Linked DNA regions of Homo sapiens: region 2 is linked to region 1. The links are chromatin contacts, found by Hi-C or POLR2A ChIA-PET in ENCODE. All regions are on one chromosome and are shown on one strand. The core of a region is the stretch at or near the end of the contact, and the rest is flanking DNA. Distances in the headings are between cores, read along the strand shown.

What was found. Hi-C counts contacts between places; a loop is a spot of excess contacts on that map. ChIA-PET counts read pairs that join two places held with the same protein, here RNA polymerase II (POLR2A). Pooled maps may share reads with other maps.
Region 2: a map of CD8-positive, alpha-beta T cell shows a loop between it and region 1 (18-fold over the local background). The contact joins the promoter of DDRGK1 here to the enhancer-like site in region 1. A Hi-C loop is called at or near these places in 1 of 168 maps with a recorded cell type or tissue (CD8-positive, alpha-beta T cell) and 6 of 50 pooled maps. POLR2A ChIA-PET finds 5 or more read pairs at or near these places in 10 of 52 experiments (CD4-positive, alpha-beta memory T cell, HEK293, HepG2 and 6 more).

What each region holds. Positions count from the first base shown.
Region 1 is chr20:3,092,107-3,095,400 of GRCh38, reverse strand. It overlaps the pseudogene RN7SL555P. Among named protein-coding and RNA genes, the nearest start is that of AVP, 9.0 kb to the right of the region's middle. RefSeq lists enhancers at 1,818-2,318, 2,319-2,819. Within about 2 kb of position 1,845, at least 3 of the 41 ENCODE cell types and tissues checked have a DNase peak (open chromatin) inside an H3K27ac peak, as active enhancers do; they include CD8-positive, alpha-beta T cell, where a contact is called at or near this core.
Region 2 is chr20:3,203,432-3,206,000 of GRCh38, reverse strand. DDRGK1 (DDRGK domain containing 1) reads left to right here and starts at 1,319. Exons shown (of 9, transcript NM_023935.3): 1 at 1,319-1,464. The coding sequence starts at 1,374. It also overlaps a transcript of ITPA not described here. RefSeq lists an enhancer at 1,408-1,627.

The DNA.
Region 1 (3,294 bases), core at 596-3,095:
TGGCATGGTCAGTCAGGGAGGCAGGATGGGATGGCTCTGAAGATAACCTGGGGCCAAGCCCAGGCATGTGAGGCAGGCCAAGGCACTGGGAGGCCAGGGGCAGGCTGGGGCAGGGAGCTTGGGAACCAGGACTGATAGGCTCCTCGCTCAGTAGTTCTGCCCGGCTTAGCTGTGTGGTCCCGGACAAGCCACGGGGTCTCTCTGTGCCACAGGGTCCCCACAAGTGAAGTGATCTGTACAAGTCTACCAATGCCTTCCAGCCTGGGGCCGGGGACAAATACCCCAGTTACTGACCCAGCAGCCAGTCCCGTCCCTCCTCTTCCTCACCAACAGGACCCCATTTTGTCAGGGGCCTGTGAGCACACCTAATCTTAGGGGTGAGCTTTGGCTGGCCTAACCCAAAGAAGGCAGCCGGCTAGTGGTGCTTGTCCAGTCTGGAGGGATTTAGGGGTGGGGACTCTGGGCAGGTTTCTCCTCCCTGAGAGCGGAGAGGCTCAGAAGAGGGAACCCATTTTGTGGCTGTCCCCTTGCCACAAGGAGGGACACTCAGACATGTGGAGGGTACCAGACAGGAGTGGGGAAGCCCTAGATGCCATCCCTGAATTTCAGCCAGGCCTGGGACCACCCACTTCCCAACTTGAATTATAGTAAATTACAAATGTCTTTGGGGTTTAGTCACTGCTATTTTATTTTGTTTATTTTATATTTTATTATTATTATTTTTTATAAGACAGGGTCTGACTGTGTCACCCAGGCTGAAGTGCAGTGGCACGATCATAGCTCATTTCAGCCTCCGGTTCCTGGGCTCAAGCCATCATCCTGCCTCTGCCTTGCTAGTAGTTGGGACCACCGGCATGCACCCCCAAGCCCAATCTTTTTTTTTTCCCCTTCAAAGATGGGTTCTGACCATGTCACCCAGCCTGGAGTGCAGTGGCTATTCACAGGCAGGATCCCACTACTGATTAGCACAGGGTTTTCACCTGCTCCATTTCTGATCTGAGTCGGTTCACCCCTCCTTAGGCAACCTGGTGGTCCCCTTGCACCCGGGAGGTCACCATGCTGATGCTGAACTTAGTGCAGACGCCAGCTAGGCATAGCCCACGGCAGCCCAGGCAGGAGTGCAGTGGCGTGATCATGGCTCACTGCAGCCTGTACCTCCTGGGCTCAAGCATCCTCCTGCCTCAGCCTCAGGAGTAGCTGGGACTCCAGGCGCGTGCCCCAGCACCCGGCTCTGCTAGGGTTTTGTGGCAGTAGCGTGGTGAAGGGCACAGACCCTGGAGCCTGAGTTTGAATCCCAGGTCTGCTGTTTATCACTTGTTCGTTGAATAACTTGGGCAAGTTATTCAACCTCTCTGCCCCTCAGTTTCCTGTCTGCAAATAGAGATAAAAATACTTCCTCCTTCACAGGGTTTATGTGATTCAAGGAGGAAAATATACGTAAAAGGCTTAAAACAGTGATGCTGGCACACACTCCTTTTTTTTTTTTTTTTTTTTTTGAGACAGAGTTTCACTCTTGTTGCCCAGGCTGGAGTGCAGTGGCGCAATCTCGGCTCACTGCAACAGCCGCCTCCCTGGCTCAAGCGATTCTCCTGCCTCAACCTCCCGACTAGCTGGGATTACAGGCGCCTGCCACAACGGCCGGCTAATTTTTGTATTTTTAGTAGAGATGGGGTTTCACCATGTTGGCCAGGCTGGTCTTGAACTCCTGATCTCAGGTGATCCACCCGCCTTGGCCTCCCAAAGTGCTGGGATCACAGGCGTGAGCCACCGCTCCCGGCCCCACACTCTGTGTTTTTATTGCCAGTGGTTTAGCACGTTCGTAGGCCACGCGTCCTGTATGACGTCCCTACCACACACACGCGCGCACACGCACACACAGCTGGGTTCTCTCTTTCACATCCCTGCACAAGCTGTTTATCCCTCCAGGTGTGTCCTCCCCGTCTCCTTTTCCGGGGAATTTCAGTCCCCAGCCACAGGCAACGAGTACACCCCGTAGAAGCCCACCCCGCGCGGCGGCCTATCCTGCCCACTCGCCCCAGGACCCCTCCGCCGGCCCGCGCGCCCCAGGTTGGAGGGGTGAGGTGGGGTCTCTCTGGGCGGAGGTGGAACTCTCAATTGGCAGCCTAGGGCGAGGCTCACACGTGGACCCCCGGACCACCACGCGCCTGGCAGCGCGGCCTCTCTGCGCTGGTTTCCTTCACCGGCGAGCGGCGCCGCTGGGCCTGGGGCCTGGGGCTCAGACGGGGCCCTGCCGGGCAGGCGGAAGGGCGAGCGTGCAAGCCGGGGCCGCCTCCGCTGCAGCCCCCTCCGCTGCCGCCTGGATCGGCCGCTTCCCCCTCCCAGCCGCCCGGATCGGCCGCTTCCCCCTCCCAGCCGCCCGGCTGATGGCGCTAAGTGATTCCGGGCACCGCGCTCCGGGGTGGCGCCGACCCGCGGGGCCCTGGGGGCCGCCGGAGCCGTGCTCATGCTGCTCTTAGCAGTCTGCGCACAGCGCGCCTCATTAGGGGCCGCCGGGCCGACGGGGACGTGCGCCCAGCGCTGCGCCTCCCAATCTGTGCTCGACCCCGGCCCCCGAGCTTCCGCGCCCTCGGGTCCCCGAGGCCCGCGCTGTTTCCTGTCTCTCCTGGTGACTTCACTCTTCATCTCAGCACCCGCGGGTGTCTGGCTGCGTGGGGGCTGGGAGCGCGGACAGGCCTAGCTCTTCCTTAAGTCTAGCAAAGGGAACGTCTGTGGGACCCCAGGGCCGCAGTCATTGTCCCCGGCGGGTGCGACAGGCCACGTCACTTGGAACACGGAGCTAGGGTTGAGCGTCTCTAGATGCGAGTCTACAGGTCTTGCTGCCGTACAGGTTTTCCATATAGAAACGAGTTTGTCAAAAATATTTTTCTTCGTTTATTTTGCCTTTTACTTAGGTTATTTTTGCAAGTTAAAGAATTTTTATTGTCTTTTCATTTCTGATTTCTTTTAAAAGTTTAATGTAACCCCCCTCTAGAGATACGATAAATATTCAGACCTGGCTTCCCGCATCCCCTCCCCGCCGCTCCCCGGCCCTCGTCAGCTGATTTTTTTTTGAGACGGAGTCTCACTCTGTCGCCCAGGCTGGAGTGCAGTGGCGCGATCTTGGCTTACTGCAACCTCCGCCTCCTGGGTTCAAGTGATTCTCCTGCCTCAGCCTCCCAAGCAGCTAAGACTGCAGGCGCGCACCACCATGCCCAGCTCATTTTTTTTTGTATTTTTGGTAGAGACGGGGTTTCACCATGTTGGCCAGGATGGTCTTGAACTCCTGACCTCGTG
Region 2 (2,569 bases), core at 70-2,569, 110 kb before region 1:
CACTGCAACGTCCGCCCCCTGGGTTCAAGTGATTCTCCTGCCTCAGCCTCCCGAGTAGCTGGGATTACAGGCATGTGCCACCACGCCCCACTCATTGTTTGTATTTTTAGTAGAGACAGGATTTCATCACGTCAGCTAGGCTGGTTTTGAACACTTGACCTGAAGTGATCCGCCCACCTCGGCCTCCCAAAGTGCTAGGATTACAGGGGAGAGCCACCTCATCTGGCCCGTATTTTTTCAAATCCCTTTCTCACCATTGTTCATTGGTCCTGAATTTATTTTTATTTATTTTTATTTTCTGAGACAGGGTCTCACTCTATCACCCAGGCTGGAGTGCACTGGCATGATCATGGCTCACTGCAGCCTCGACCTCCCTGGGCTCAGGTGATCTTCCCACCTCATCTTCCCAAGTACCTGGAATCACAGGTGCATGCCACCACACCTGGCTAATTTTTGTATTTTGTAGAGACAGGGTTTCATCATGTTGCCCAGGCTGGTCTTGAACTCCTAGGCTCACCTCTACCTAGACTTCCCAAAGTATTGGGTTAACAGACGAGCCTCTGTGCCTGGCTCCTGAAATAAATCTTTACTTCTGTTATCATGTATACAAAAAGCTTAATAAATTCCAGTACTGCCCTCCCCTCCCCTCCCCTTCCCCTCAAAAGAAAGAAAGAAAGAAAGAAATTCAGTGTCACAGATACAGCAAAACCCCAACCCGCTTCCCTCCTCCTAGAGGTAATCGCTATCCTGAAGTTGGTGTGCATCAGTCCCAAGCCTCTTTTCGTACTTTTTCCACGGTTGTTTCCATAAACACTATGTGGGATTGTTTAGTGATTTTTAAAACATATATAGTCCGGGCGCGGTGGCTCACGCCTGTAATCCCAGCACTTTGGGAGGCCAAGGTGGGTGGATCACAAGGTCAGGAGTTCGAGACCAGCCTGGCCAACACGGTGAAACCCCCATCTCTACTAAAAATACAAAAATTAGCCGGGCGTGGTGGCGGGCGCCTGTAATCCCAGCTACTCGGGAGTCTGAGGCAGGAGAATCGCTTGAACCTGGGAGGTGGAGGTTGCAGTGAGCCGAGATCGCACCACCGCACTCCAGCCTGTGCGACAGAGACTCCGTCTCAAAAAAAAAAAACATACATAGATGTTTTCTACTGGACATACCGTCTGCTATAATTTCCTCTTAACATTGTGGGTTTCTTTACACCCCCCAAACTCATTTTAATGTCTGACATTAAAGCCTCTCTGTGATGTGCCGCTGGGCGGGGCTCCGAGTAGTGGGCGGAGTCTAGATTGGGAAATAGGGGCGGGGCCTATGAGATCCCGGCCTCAGGGTGGACGCAGTGGTTCTGCACTGAGGCCCTCGTCATGGTGGCGCCTGTGTGGTACTTGGTAGCGGCGGCTCTGCTAGTCGGCTTTATCCTCTTCCTGACTCGCAGCCGGGGCCGGGCGGCATCAGGTAGGAGATGCCGCTGCACCAGGGTTGGTGGTACCGGGTTTTCTGGCCTTCTGAGCCTTTGTGGACCGTCGCGCCGCGGCTCCTGCGCGTGCGCACCTGGGCGGGCGGGACGCATGCGCGTCCGTGCGCTAGTCGTGTGCCGGGTGGGGCTTCCGCAGTGCCCTACCTGGAATCGGTGGCCGCGCCGCTACCCCTTTCTCTCGACTCCAAGCCAGAGTCTGGCCTCATCCCTCTCTTCACCCCCGGGAACTCCATACCTCCAAAGGCCTGAGGCCCTGGCCGGCGCACACTCCCATCCGTCACCGTCGGGGCCCTTTCCCTCTGCACCTGTTAGGGAGGCCGCAGGGGTTTTCCATTCCTCCCAGCCTGGCTCCAGAGCAGGTGCCAGGAAGGGGGCATCTGAATATTTTCTGCCTGTCCCCCACGAGCTGGAGAAGCGCGAGGCGGCTCCAGGAAATTCCTGAAGCTCTCTCCCTTCCCGCCAAGGAGAGGGCCCACTCTCCCTCCCCAATCCGCTCCCCGATCAGAAGGCCATGTCATTGGCCAGGGCACAGAACAGATACACCCATCCTCCCTCTTTCCCCCCATTTCTGGTCAGCGGGCGGGTTTGTATATGTGTTTTCCTGCTCCCTGGGCCCACAAGCTACCTCTGAGCACCTGCGCGCTCCCAGGAGCGGAAGGGACACGCTGAGGGAAGGCGGAGATCCAGCAGGTCTTCCCGGGGGAGGCTCGGCCACCGCCGGGAAGTGTACTCTCTGGCTGGGGAGCCAGATAAAACCACAGGTGGTGTTAGGCGAGAAATCAGTGGATTCCTGCAGGGGGTACTCGATGAGAGCTGGGGACATCAGGATAGGGGCCTCCTGACAGGCCAGCTGGAAAGGTGGAGCCGGGAGGGGAGAGGAGTATTCACACAGGCCCGAGGGAAGGGCTGAGCCCCCGCCTGGGACCAAGCTGTGGGCCTGGTGGAAAAGGCCTTGCCAGTCAGACTGAGAAGTCGGGGCCTTGTGCTGTGGGCAGCAGGCCGCTAAGCAGAGGAGGTGAGGCTTCCGGGCTGCCGCTCCTCCTGCCATGGGCCGGGCTGGGCTTATAGGCAGCATTGTCATTT